Regions from separate parts of the Homo sapiens genome. Here regions 1 and 3 are each linked to region 2. Evidence: chromatin contacts called from ENCODE Hi-C data. All regions are on one chromosome and are shown on one strand. The core of a region is the stretch at or near the end of the contact, and the rest is flanking DNA. Distances in the headings are between cores, read along the strand shown.

Region 1 (4,675 bases), core at 450-2,949, 1.0 Mb before region 2:
CCATATTTATTTTATTGAGTACAGGATTCTGGACCACTGTCCCTAGCTCAGCGGTTGGGAGATATTTCATGTTTGCAAACAGATCGGCCTTCTCTTTTTTCTTTTCTTTCCTTTTTTGAGACAGAGTCTCACCCTGTTGCCCAGGCTGAAGTGCAGTGATCTCGACTCACTGCAACCTCCGCCTCAGCCTCTGGAGTAGCTGGGATTACAGGCATGCGCCACCATGCCTGGCTAATTTTGTATTTGTTAATAGAGACAGGTTTTTGCCATGTTGGCCAGGCTGGTCTCGAACTCTGGACCTCAGGTGTTCCACCCGACTCGACCTCCCAAAGTGCTGGGATTACAGGTGTGAGTCGCCCGAGCCACAGCACCGGGCCTGGCCTCCTTTTCAATTGCTACATAGTAAGTATTCCAGAGTACTGATTGCTATTAAGTTACTTCTCTAATCCCCCACTGATGGATAGTTAGTGCAAAACATTGGAAACAGTTGCAGACAGCCCTGCCGCCGGCATTCTTGAATTGTGTAAGCTCCAGACCTTTTTTCTGGGTACATCACCTCCAGGAAGAACTGCTGGCTGGGTTATCGGGTGGTGGATGCACTTAGAATGTTATTAGAAAATGTCAAATTGCCCAATTTACACTCCTGCCACTCCAAATGGGGGCATGCCTCACACCCCTGCGTGGTCCAGTACACAATGAATGCTCATTTTGTGAAGTCACAGGGTCAAATCTTTCTCCGTGCCTCATCCCACTTAATCCTTGCAACATTCTCAAGAGGCGGGTAGACGGGGTGTGGCCACTACCATCATATCCATTGCACAGTTGGAAACAGACTCAGCGAGGTTACTTTGCTGGAGGTCAACCACAGTGAGGCATGGGGCCCGGCTTAGCTTTGAATCCAGGTCAGAAAGCACCAAAGCTCATTCTCTCCCATACATTTTAGGGAACTCGGGGAGAGGGACCCTAACTATTCCGAAGGCCTTGCCCCTTGGCAAAGGTTTGTTGATTGTGATGGGAATAGACCTACGGTGGCGGGGTGGAGGCTCTTGCTGCTTTACCCTATGTTCTCGGTTCTCCTCCTTTGCAAAACGGATCGCTATGTCTCCTTGCTTGGCACTTTGCAAATTGGGGAACGCTAAGCCCACATTCCGGCCACGGGTTTCGAACCTCCAGCCTGCACGTTCCCGGCCGGTGCTGATGCTGTGCTGGGTCTCACGTACTCAGCCGCCGCCTGATAACCAGGGCGGGGCCCGGAGCTTGCGGGCAGTGATTGGCACCTGCCCCAGCCTGTCCGCGCCTCGGGCTGGCCCCTCAAGCCAATACTGGCTCCTCTCTGTGCGGTCGTCGGGCGGGCCCTGAGGCTCCCTTGTCAATCCAAGGCCCAGCTGCCGTCGGGTTGGTCGCGGCAGCCTTGGCTGGCGTGCGCCCCCTCCAATGAGAACAGAGCCGGTCAGCGGGCACGTGGGTGGGCGCCGGCGTGTCCCCGCCGGTCTGCCAATGAAGAGGCGAGGCCGGCGTTTGTCCCCGCCCAATCGCGGCGCGCGGTGGGCGGGCCGTGCGGTGTTGATGGGCCCGGCGGAGGGGAGGGGCGGAGCTGTCAGCTCCGGCCAATGGGCGCTCGGGCGTGGATCCGGCAGCCAATGGCAGTCGGGGCGGAGCTGGCGCGCGGCCTTATAAGCCCCCCCGCGAGCGCTTGCGGAGGGCTCGGTCGCCAGCAACCGAGCGGGGCCCGGCCCGAGCGGGGCCTGGGGGTGCGACGCCGAGGGCGGGGGAGAGCGCGCCGCTGCTCCCGGACCGGGCCGCGCACGCCGCCTCAGGTGAGCCCACGGGGAGGCCGCCCGGCCGTGTCCGAGCGCGGACCCCGCCGCCATGGCCGCCCCCGCGTCGCGGCTCGGGGCTGCGGGCGCGCCCGGGACTCGAGGCCCAGGCCTCGGGCGCGGCCTGCTCGGGCCGGGCCTCGCGCTTTGTCCGGGCCGGCGGGGCGGTTGGGGCGTTAACCGCCCGGCCCGGGGGCGCCCGCTGGTTTTCGGGCGGGGGCGGCGGGGCCGGACAATGGCGGGGCGCGCCCAGGGGCGGGAGCGGGGGCCCCTTCCCGGGCCGGGGGCGCGCGGGGGCTGGGCACAGACGGCCCCGGCGCCCCGCACAAAAGATGACAGCGTGGGTGGCCCCGGCCGGGCCCTTTTATCACCCGGGACAAGCCTCGGCCTATTATTATTATTATTTTTGAAAGAAAGCAAGAAAAAGGAAAAAGACCCCAGCCCCTGGGTAACCCCCGCCTGCGTTTCTGGCCCTTTGGGCGCCAGGGGGGCTAAGGGGAAGCCCCCCAGCTGGACACCCAGGGATGCCCCCTAAATGCCTATCATTGCTCCTGCACTGCCCCCACCTCCGGTCAACCTGCTATGCCTTGGTAGCTTCCAAACTTGCCCCCCTGTACGTACCCGAAACCCCCACCCCGCCATAAGCATATGCAATCTGGATTTTAGAAAAAAATCATCTTGCTATGCAACGGCAGCCTCCACGAGTCTCTCCGTCCCTCCCCCTTCCAGCCTGATCGCCATCTCGAACGAAGCCCCTGCTCTAGAGAAATGAATTGAGGAGTTGCTTCCGCCGAGACCCCTTTTCTGTGTCCCCCGTGGACATCCCCCTGGGAGCTGGGGACGGACTCGCTCTGAAATCTGCTTGACCTGGGGTCTGCCAGGGCCCAGGTCTGCGCTCAGTGGTGGCCATGACAATCAGGCAGGACGGGGGACTCTGTCCACCTGGGCACGGTGGAAGGTTTTAAGGGGCATGTTTTCCGCCCCTGGGGGCAGTGGAGGCATGGACTGCTTTTGGGTGCATCCCATCTGTTTGCTTGGGGGAGGATGCTTCTGTTTTAATAATTTACCAGCACCCTGTGAGGAAGTGTTCCCCGAGTTGTGAAACTAGTGAGAAGGTGGTTCAGCTCCGTGGAGCCTAGTGATCCTGTCATATGTGAAGAGCGTCTTTTTCCATGTGTTTCTGGCTGGGGCGTGTATTCAGCAAGTTCCTTTGGGTCCCACCGGGTGCCTGCACTGTCTTGGGATCTCTGGATACTGGACTGAATTCAAGGGATCGGTGCCCTGCCCCAGTCCTCTGCCTCAATGGCCATTTATCAGAATGTCCCCGGGCTGGAGAATGCTCCTAAAAACAGCACCAGTCCTAAAGCAGGCTCATTAGACGACTCCTATGGGCTTTTATCACTGCCGTTATGGGAGCTAATGACTCCCCTAATTCTCCAATAATAGCTTCCTTATGAGCCACCAGGAGGGTTTGTCAACACACGGGGTCAGCCTTCTCCTGCAGCCCCTGCTGAAGCAGTGGGCATCCTCTCTCCGCTTTGCAGTTTATGTTTTGAAACCCTGAAGGTCGGAGCGTAAAGCCGTGGTAGAGTCAACTTCTGTCTGAGCCGAGGATTTCTGGGACTTGCCAGCCTCGTCTCCGTGTGTCTGATTGGACACCTGGCAGGTCCGGGCGCTCCCCCTCCTTGAGCCGGCGACACCAGGACGGGTCAGACTGTCCTGGCCTAGAGGAGGTCACCGCTGGGGAGGAAAAGGGGGTAACGGAGATTCTGCCGCACAGACGGGTGTCTGTGTACAGGCTGTTTTGGTGGAAGCGTCTACTGTGTCAGGAGCTGCGGGTGCCTGCGTGTGCACGTGTGTGTTTAGTTGCTGAGACCTGAAATATATATGTCTTAGTAACAATCCGTTTGCTCGCATTTTCTAACCCTTTCCTCTTTGGGGAGGGGGCTGCTAACAAGATGTTAACTGCTGGCGCTTAAAGGTATAGCTGATCAGCCACCGCACAGCACCCCGCCTGGCCTTTGTTGTACTTTTCTGTCTCGTGGAAGAGACCCTTCCTCAGCCTCCTGCCCTGTCTTCAGTCCCTGTCCCGTCCTGCAGGAGCCCTCTGGGGTGGCCAGGGGCCGTCCTCTGTGTCCTTCTCTCCCACCTGACCACTCTGCCTGTACTTTAATTCCTAATTTCTCTGTCTCCTCTGCTGGTTTCCTGCCCGTTTGTCCTATGCCCCACCCACTCCCTGATGAGCCGGGGAGGAGCCTCAGCTCTGGGGAAGCCATCTGTCCTCGGTTCCATCTGACACCTGTGGGGACGTGCCTTGGGGTCATGCGTTCACCTGGTCTGGGGCTGCTAGGTTTCCAGTGCCGAGTGCCATGCCGGGACAGGTTGGGAGGAGTCCCTGGCTCCTGTGGGTTTAGAGTGTAGTGGGGGAAAGGGTGAGCTGGCTGCCCAGGGCCTGGTCACAGCTGGAATGGTGGTGTGCAGTCCGCTGCCCTCGGGCCCAGCTCAGGGAGCAGGCAGGAGGAGGCGAGGCTGTTGAGGGCCTGAGGTGCATTTGTAGGTGGCTTTGTTCCCTGGATCGGGGAGCGGAATTGGGGGTTCAGAGCTGGGTGACCTTGACCCAGTCACTTGCTCAGTGACAAAGCAGATCGGGGGCACTAAATCTTTCGGAGCCCACTGGGCAGGAGGGGACGGAGAGCAGATGAACAGGGTGGGGGCTCGGGGCGGGGGGAGCTCCGCAGGCCTGCACTGGTCACCGCCATGACAGATCGGCCGTCCTCATCCACAGCCTCACCCTAGGCTCCTGGCTCAGCTCCAGGGACCTGCCATGAGGCAGCTCGATGGGGTCTTCAGATGCCACA
Region 2 (4,550 bases), core at 1,875-4,374:
ACAACGTGCTAGGTGAGTGTGGCACTTACTAGGGAAAAAAAGTGAAGTTCAAAACATTCCATTTCTCTCTTTGGCCCTTACCAGTTCAACTATCCCATTTACAACCAATAGCTCATGTGGACAGCATATGCTAGAAACAGTATCCCCTGGAAAAGGGCAAGCCATAATTTCCCCTTTGTGCTCAAATGTATTCCTCACAACAGGGTCCTCACTGGTGAATTCATTCATTCATGCATTCATTCATTCAACCAATATTTCCTGTGTACCTACTCTGTGCCAGGCACCGTTCTAGATGCAAGGGGGCAATCAGTGATCATAACATAAAAATCCCTGACCTCATGGAGCTTACATGGGGCAAACATGCATGTAATATCTAGCATGCCGGATTGTTAAGAGCTATACAGGAAAATCAAGCAGGGTGAACGGAATAGAGAACATGGATTTAATTTGAAATAGGTGGCCAGAGAAGCTCTCATTAATAAAGTAACATATATGAGTAAAAACCAGAAGAAGTGAGCCATGGGGGTATCTGGGGGAAAACTGTTTCAGTTAGAGGAATCAGCAGGAGAAAAGGCTAAAAGCGGGGAGTGTATGCAACATTCAAGGAAAACTGAAAAAGCCAGAGTAGTTAGCACAGAGCAAGGCAGCAGAGAGTGGCGAGAGAGAAGGACAGGGACATATTGGGGCCCACTATGGGCTGAGAAGTTCTCAGATGGGTAAGGGTGGAGGGAACGGGGGCTAAGCATTGACGGTGTTGGTGGGGAGAAGTGGTGGTCCCCCTTTGGGAATAATTTTAAGGTAGAAATGATAGTATTTGCTGTGCAGTATGAGAAAGAGGGAAACCAGGGGTGACTTCAAGGTTTGGGGCCAGAAGAATTCAAAGAATGGACCTGCCTAACTAACTACAATGGGTGAAAGACCATGGGATGGGCAGGTGTAGTGGGGGAGATAAGGATTTTGTTTTGGAAACGCTCTAGACTTACCTATGACACATCCAAATGGAGATGTCGAAATGTGATGCTGGACATGAGTCCTGAGTTCAAGAAGCTATGTGGGCTCAGGATGTAAATACATAAAATATGTCATACTGATTCCCACTTACCCAGTCCCTCTGTAACTAGATCTCATGAGTTGGAATGCTGCAACCCTCCATGGGCTCCTTTATCTTAAAAAAAGAGATGTAGCAGCCGGGTGCGGTGGCTCACGCCTGTAATCCCAGCACTTTGGGAGGCCGAGGCGGGCAGATCACGAGGTCAGGAGATGGAGACCATCCTGGCCAACATGGTGAAACCCCGTCTGTACTAAAAACACAAAAATTAGCTGGGTGTGGTGGTGCGCGCCTGTAATCCCAGCTACTCGGGAGGCTGAGGCAGGAGAATCACCTGAACCCGGGAGGCGGAGATTGCAGTGAGCCGAGATGGCGCCACTGCACTCCAGCCTGGCTACAGAGCTAGACTCCGTCCCAAAAAATAAAATAGAATAAAATGGCCAAGAATCAGGGAGAGAACCTGTGCTGCTGCCTGTACAGATGCCCAGCGCCCGCCCAACACCACACAGAATCAGAATCTGCAGGGACTGAGCACCCGTGGTCTGGCATCTGAAGCCAGGCCATCTTGGTTCACATCCCTGCTCCTTCCCAGCTGTGTGACACGCCTTGGATAAGCGACTTAACCACGTTGACTCAGTCTCCTCATCAAGTGAATGGGGCTAACAGTATCTATACCTCCTACCAGGGAAAACAGTATGTCAAGACTTTGCACCACACCTGGTAACTACCCTAAATGCTCCACAAGACCAAGCACTTCCTATCATCATTCATTCATTACTGCAATTCGGTAGGGAAAACCCTCCAGTCACAGGGAGCACCGAATGGGGGAATCAGAGCCAGACAGGTAGAGAGCTTGCCTGCATTTGTGCAACTAGAAAAGGGGGGGAGCTAAAAATAGGCCTCAGAAGTCTTGAAGCTACAGCGATGGCAACACGACTATGGATGGAAGCAGACATCAGCCTTATGGTGCCTTCTCGGGGGATCTGGAAGTGTAACCTTGTCAAAAACACTCAGGTGGGCTGTCAGCGCTCCACAGAGGAGGGACTCGCACGGTCTCTTGTCTGGAAGTGCAGCAAAAAGGGCCAAAGAGCAGCCAGGGTTTTCGGCGGCCCAGATCCTGCGGCGGGGCCTAAATGAGGGGGAGACGAAGCGCCCCGAAGGATCCGGGGGGAACTGGCGGGAAGTGGGGGCCGAAGTTCGGGGCGGGGACGGGGTGAAAACGGCCTGGGCTTCCTCCGTCCGCGGTGTGCGGCTGGCCCGCGGAGGACGAGGGCCTCACGGGCTTAGGAGATAGGCAGCCAGGCCGGGGAAGGGGAGATGCCGGGTGGCGGAGGACGAGGGGGCGGGGAGGGAGCGTGGCGCGCTCCGGGCCACAACCAGGCCCTAAGGTCTATTTACATCCGTGGCCGAAGCACTGGGGCCGCGCCTCCCGCCCCCTTCAGCCCCGAGCTTGGCTGCGACGCAGAGGGGCCTTAGGGCTGCGATCCCGATGGCCACCCGGCTCCTCTAGCCAGACGGCTGCAGTGGCTGGGGTTGCCGGGAGTGATGGGCCGGGCCGGTGAGCCCGGCCTGAGGGGACGCAATAGGGGGCGGCTGCAAGGCCCGCCACGGCGCTAGCCTGGAGCGGACGAAACCCTTGCACTCTGCGGTGCTCCCCCCAAGGGCTTGTGGCCCCTAGTCCTCCCGCCGCCCGTTCCCCGGCCGCCAGCCGGTCCCCAACGGCGCCTCCCCTACCTTCGTTCGCCAGGTCCGCCATTTTACTTCCTTAAGCCCTCCCACAAGGCCCCGCGCCGGCCCAGGCTCGCCTGCTTTCTGCCAGAAACTCCCGCGCGTGCGCACTTAACAAGCCGACTCCGTGTGAGGCGGCCAGCTCGCGCCTGCGCGCTGAATGCCGCGCGGAGGCGAGCCCCGGATCGCCTGCCCTGCAGAGCAGCCTGCCCTGACGAGCCGCGCTCCTAGCACGCACCTGCGCACGAGCCATCTCCCGCCTCCTTTTCCCGCCGACTGAGAGGGCGGGGAAAGGGCCGGGAAGGGCGCATGCGCAGTGGCAGCGACTAAGGTTTAGTGAGGCGGCACCGCGCGGCCCGAGGCGGGTCTTGAAGCACTCGTTTTCCCACTCGTTTTCCGGGGTTCCCCCGCGGTGGGACAGTGAGCAGTTCAGGGCGCCGCAGCCGAGGCCTTCCTCCAGGTAAATCGCCGGGCCTGCGGGGGCTTCCCACACGCGCGGGCGGGAGACGCGTTGCCTCCTACCTCAGTTTACCCGCCTTAGGAGCCGGTACCTTCGGCAAACGCTTTCCTGAAACCACGGGGGAAGTGGCGAGAGGGCGCGGGGTGCTTGGGATTGGGGGGTAAATCAGAGCTCATCGGCGGGGGCGGGGGTCGTGGTCAGGCTCTAGGAGGGGGCGCAGCCCTGGGACCCAGGTGCTGGCGTTGGGGGCGGGGGGAGCCGGCGCGAGGGACTCGACCCCTCGGAGCTACGAGAATCAACTTCACAAGCTCATGGGAGGGGAACCGCGCGCCTCCAGGTTACCCATCTGTAAAATGGGACCATCAGCCTCACTCACAAGGCTCATGGGAGGGTCCTGGACACCCTGGAGTTGTTCTCTACTCACCTGCTATGAATCTCTCAGCAAATCCTTCGGACTTGGCCTTGCCTCCAAAATACAGCCCAGAGCCACCCATTGTCACCCCCAGGCTGTCACCACCCTAGGCCACATCGTCCGTATCTATCTCATGGAAGACTTGGACAGCGGCCTCTCTGCTATCCTTTGCTGCATTCTTTTGAAGCCCCAGGCTTGGTTCTGCACATGGCCGCAGGCTGAGGAGTCTTTGAAAAATATAATCAGCCAGACGCGGTAGCTCACCCCTGGAATCCCAGCACTGCGGGAGGCCAAGGTGGGAGGATCGCTTGAGCTCAGTTCAAAACCAGCCTAGGCAACAGAGCAAGACCCCATCTCTACAAAAACACAAAAATTACCCGGATGTGGTGGTGCAAGCCTGTGGTCCCAGCTACTTGGGAGGCTGAGGCAGGAGGATCACTTGAGCCCAGGAGGTTGAGGCTGCAGTGAGCTGTGACAGTGCCACTGCCACCATCCTAGGGACACAGCAAGAACCTCCCCCATATATATACACATATATACTTTGTTTTTATCTATATATATACACACAGATATATACATACACGTGTGCATATATATGTGTGTGTGTGTATATATATATATATACACATAGACTGAAAATGGAAATATCAAGGCCACTCAGTGCTTCCAGAGGGCTCTCAGCTGAACTTGGAATATCCTAAACCTTGTATTCAGGTTTATGAAGTCCCCTGAACTTGGCTCCCATGCCCTGCTTTGTTCCCCCTTGCTCATTGCTGTTCAGCCGCGTGGGTCTTTCCATCCTTGGAGCACAAGCTCATTCCAACCTAAGGGTCTTTGCACTTGGTCGTCTCTCTGCCTGGGACCTTGTGTTTCAGGTCTTACCTAGGTTGGAGTCCCAGCTC
Region 3 (4,349 bases), core at 982-3,481, 1.5 Mb after region 2:
TCGGCCAGGCCTCCAGCCTCACCAAGCACAAACGGGTGCATGAGGGTGCAGCCGCTGCTGCAGCTGCCGCGGCCGCTGCAGCTGCAGCAGCGGCCGCCGGCCTGGGCCTCGGGCCTGGCCTAAGCCCTGCATCCATGATGAGGCCGGGGCAGGTCTCCCTCCTGGGTCCTGATGCTGTTTCTGTGCTCGGCTCTGGCTTGGGCCTCAGCCCTGGCACCAGCTCTGGCCGCAACCCTGACCCTGGCTCTGGGCCGGGCACTCTGCCGGATCCCAGCTCCAAACCCCTCCCCGGCTCCAGATCCACCCCCAGCCCTACTCCTGTGGAATCTTCTGACCCAAAGGCTGGGCACGACGCTGGTCCCGACCTTGTGCCCAGCCCAGACCTTGATCCTGTGCCCAGCCCAGACCCTGATCCTGTGCCCAGCCCTGATCCCAACCCTGTGTCCTGCCCTGACCCCTGTTCTCCCACTCGTGGCACTGTCAGCCCAGCCCTCCCTACCGGCGAGAGTCCAGAGTGGGTACAGGAGCAAGGGGCACTGCTGGGGCCTGATGGCTGAAGGAGACGCCGGCATCCTCGGGGGCCTGGGGAAGTTGTGTGTTGTGCAGTCAGTAAAATCCTCCCACTGCCTCCGGGCTCTGTGTCGTGGCTTGCCTTTTGTGCTTTCTTTCTGAGCACAGCCCCTTGCTCCGGAGATGGGACATTGTGGCCAGGGCCAGCCACAATCTGGAGCTCCAGTGTCCTGGCTTCCTTCTTGGGCCCACCAGCTAGACTTTCCAGCTTAACCCACAGTGTCTCATCCTGGTCCATCCCACTAGTCACCACTCTCTGTTCCTCTCACTTACCCCTTGCTCTTCAAAGCCCATACAGTAGGTATACAAGTGGACAAAAAAAGTTGCTCATTTATGCAATCAACAAACATCTCTGGATTGCTGGGGTCTCAGCAGGGAACAAGATAAATATGGCCTCGACCTGCATGGAGCTCATAGATACTAAATTCAGAATACTTAAAAAATAATTACGGGGTATAGTACATTCTAGGAGAAGCATAACAAGACTTCTGATATAAATGGCAGGCAGCTTTCTCAATGAAGGATTTTGTAATCCCAATAATCACTAATTTAATAATCAGTACTGTTTGCCCAGCCTTATGCGATAGTTTTTGCATTCTCTCATTTAATCCTCTCAACAGCCCCAGTAGGTAGATGACTTTGAATATCCCCATTTTGCAAATGAGAAAATTGAGGCACATTTTTTTTTTTTTTTTTAGACAGTCTTGCTCTGTTGCCCAGGCTGGAGTGCAGTGGTGTGATCATAGCTCACTGCAGCCTCGACCTCCTGGGCTCAAGCGATCCTCCCACCTTAGCCTCCCGAGTAGCTGGGATTGCCGGTGCATGCCACCGCCCACTGCGCTCAGCTTGGAGTTGAAGGGACTCTGGAAGATGTAGAAGTGGCATTGTCAGTGCCTAGATTTAAATCCCAATTGCCCTCCAGGGTCCAAATTCTTAACCATTACGCTCCAGGGCAAAAGTATGCAAAGGCTCTGGGGCTATAGAAAGATGAGCTTTGGATGGAGGTAGGAGCCAGATCAGAGGGCCCTGATAGACGAGAGTGGGGACTCTGCCTGTCATTACAGAGCAATGGGAAGCCGAGGGCAGGTTCTCGCAGGAAGGATAGGAATTATTCTTTGAAGATGCTTGTGGCTGCTGGGTAGAGAGTGGAGTGGAGGGAGGCTGAGATCGGGGAGGAGGTTGCTGCAAAGATCCAGGCCAGGAATGTTGGAAGACTCTGGGCTGGGGGCCATGGGGTGGGGATAAGTGGTTCTATTTGATACATAATTAGGAAATCGTGTTTGCTGAAGATGCGCAGGAGAAGGGTAAAAGGAGTTTCTGGGAGAAAGAGGAAGACAGCGTTGAGATAGTAGGCAGGGTCATCACCAGGCACCAAGGAGGATAAGGGGTCAAGCTCTGGACATGGAAGTCACAAGCCTGGCACCGGATTCGGGGCATGGCCGGGAGCCAGGGCAGAGCTCGTCGTTGCCAAACTCAGAGTCAGCCCATCCCCCGCCACCCAGAGCGCGTCGGCGCTAGGACCTAGCGACTGCCTTCGACCCAGAGGGCGCCGGCAGAGGCACGCATGCGCGCTGTTCCGGCAGGGGTTGTCGTGGCGCAGGGGGCGGGACCAGAGGCGGTCACGTGAGGGGCTCTGGGCTACCGGGTCACGTGACCGAGGCACAGATCAGCTGATGCCGGAGGGTTTGAAGCCGCGCCGCGAGGGAGCGAGGTCGCAGTGACAGCGGCGGGCGATCGGACCCAGGCTGCCCCGCCGTACCCGCCTGCGTCCCGCGCTCCCGCCCCAGCATGACAGCCCCGGCGGGTCCGCGCGGCTCAGGTGAGGGCGCGGGCGGCACCGTGGGGCCCCGAACTCAGGCGGGCGGGCTGTGTCTCCCACCTGGGGCGGCGGAGCTCCTAGTCTCTTTTTTTCTAAGCTCCAGCGCTGACTTTTCACGGTGGAGAAAAGGGCAGACGGCTCCTAGAACTTGGGCGGCGGGTGGGCACCAGCCTCTCCAATTCTTCCTCCTGAACCCAGGCTCTGCTGGGTTCCCAAACTCAGGCAGGGATCGCGCCGGGCCGCCAGCTTCTCCCTCTGGGGCGGCGAGGTTCCTGGGATTCCCACTGGGAGCCTAGGTTCCGATTGCTCAACTTCGTCTGGAACTCAGACAGCGGGCACCAGCTTCTCCAACCCGCACGTGAGACTCCCAGGCTTCCCCTCCTGATTCCAGGGGACAAATGCTCAGCTTCCCTAAGCTCAAGCCTGGAGAGCTGGAGGGATTGCCCCCAGGCGATTAACTCAGTTTTAGCTTTCCAAACCGCTGGAAGCGCAGCCTTCTTAAATTCGGGCTTCTAGCCAATTCTGATGCCACCCCTCCTCGGGGAGGCTGGAGGAAGACCCCTTGTGTTAGCTTCCCCTTCTGGAGCTAGCTGGGGACCCCTACCTGATAGATGTCCCGGTGTCCCAGCTAGTAGGGTCTGGGGTGGGTTAGCTGTAATCTCAGCTCTGTAAGCGGGCCCTGCCCTCTGGCTTTGTCGTAAACAGCCACAGCAGCATCTCATTGCAAAGGGAGGGGCCGGGAACTTGTCCCTCTCTGCAAGGGAGGTTCTGACAGTGCACACATTTATCCTGACTGCTTTGCTAGGCAGGAGGCCAGGCCCTAGAAAGCAGCACGGGGCCAGGCCCTAGAAAGCACATCCCCATGGGGGTGTGACAGGGACAGTTTTGGGCTACTGTGACTGGTTTTGACTCCAGCAGTTGCTGAAAGCTTAGATCTAACCATTAGGCTGGAAAAAAATAAACAGTGATTAGAACAGCTTGTGTTTGCTGAAGAGGTCTTTATCTGCTGTGTCTCACTGAATTCTCAGAGCAGCTTCAGGATCTCAACCTCAAGGCTCAGGGAGAGGGTGGACTTTTTTTTTTTTTAATAAACTTTTTTTTGTTGCCCAGGCTGTAGTGCAGTGGCATAATCCTAGCTCATTGTAACATCGAACTCCTGGGCTCAAGTGATCCTCCCAACTCAGCCTCCCGGGTAGATGGGGTCCCAGCTACTAACTACGGGCATGAGCCGTCACACCTGACTATTTAAAAAAAATGTTTTTTTTTTGTAGACAGGGAGGTCTCGCTGTATTACCTAGGCTGGATCCTCCCACCTTGGCCTCCCAAAGCCGTTGGGATAACAGGCATGAGCCACTGAGCCCAGCCAAGGGGTCGCCTTTTTAAAATTTCCACTCTTCAGATGAGGAGATGGAGGCTCAGGGAGGTACCTGGAGTCAACCTACTGTAAAGTGGCAGGTCTGGGATTTGATGCTAGGGCTGCATGATTTCTAGGAGCTGGTGCTTTTCAGGGAGATAAAATGAGTCTTTAGCGAATGTGTTCCATTATTATTACTTATGTTGTCAATTACCTCTTCTCCAGGTCCTTGGCTTCTGAGAGTGTCAGCTGATGGGCCAGGTTATAATGAACCCAGAGGTCATCTTTTGGGTATTTGTCCAGACAAACCTAGAATACAGGCTGAGTTCTATGCTCATGTCTGGAAGCTGGAGTTGGGATAAGCCCAGCAGGCTTGAACGCCCAGTGAAAAGCCAGTGGGAGCAGTTCATTCTCTCCCCACTGATCAATAACGGGAACATTGATGAAATGTTCTGACATTCACCATGGACCAGCCCCTGTGATCAATGCTTCATAAGCATCCAGTCCTTAGCGTTCCCATGAGACATATTATTGCCCCATTTCGCAGATGAGGAAACTGAGGCTCAGAGAGCTGGTGAGCAGGAGGGGCAGGAATCAGCCCAGGCC

What was found. Hi-C counts contacts between places; a loop is a spot of excess contacts on that map. Pooled maps may share reads with other maps.
Region 1: a map of B cell shows a loop between it and region 2 (8-fold over the local background). The contact joins the promoter of KDM4B here to the promoter of RANBP3-DT in region 2. A Hi-C loop is called at or near these places in 1 of 168 maps with a recorded cell type or tissue (B cell), 1 of 37 single-sample maps with no recorded cell type and 6 of 50 pooled maps.
Region 3: a loop to region 2 is called in a pooled map, with 8 times the contacts of the local background. The contact joins the promoter of MCOLN1 here to the promoter of RANBP3-DT in region 2. A Hi-C loop is called at or near these places in 1 of 37 single-sample maps with no recorded cell type and 7 of 50 pooled maps.

The regions. Positions count from the first base shown.
Region 1 is chr19:4,967,414-4,972,088 of GRCh38, forward strand. It overlaps KDM4B (lysine demethylase 4B), which reads left to right and starts at 1,700. Exons shown (of 23, transcript NM_015015.3): 1 at 1,700-1,817. RefSeq lists silencers at 1,164-1,263, 1,574-1,873 and enhancers at 3,140-3,189, 4,194-4,263.
Region 2 is chr19:5,975,279-5,979,828 of GRCh38, forward strand. RANBP3-DT (RANBP3 divergent transcript) reads left to right here and starts at 3,125. Exons shown (of 4, transcript NR_046376.1): 1 at 3,125-3,236. It overlaps RANBP3 (RAN binding protein 3), which reads right to left and starts at 2,862. Exons shown (of 17, transcript NM_007322.3): 1 at 2,783-2,862. The coding sequence starts at 2,804. RefSeq lists silencers at 2,646-2,755, 2,986-3,155, 3,206-3,255.
Region 3 is chr19:7,520,393-7,524,741 of GRCh38, forward strand. MCOLN1 (mucolipin TRP cation channel 1) reads left to right here and starts at 2,232. Exons shown (of 14, transcript NM_020533.3): 1 at 2,232-2,389. The coding sequence starts at 2,359. It overlaps LOC105372261 (a long non-coding RNA gene), which reads right to left. Exons shown (of 3, transcript XR_936294.3): 1 at 3,958-4,349; 2 at 2,450-2,770. It overlaps ZNF358 (zinc finger protein 358), which reads left to right. Exons shown (of 2, transcript NM_018083.5): 2 at 1-633. The coding sequence ends at 557. RefSeq lists a silencer at 2,266-2,395.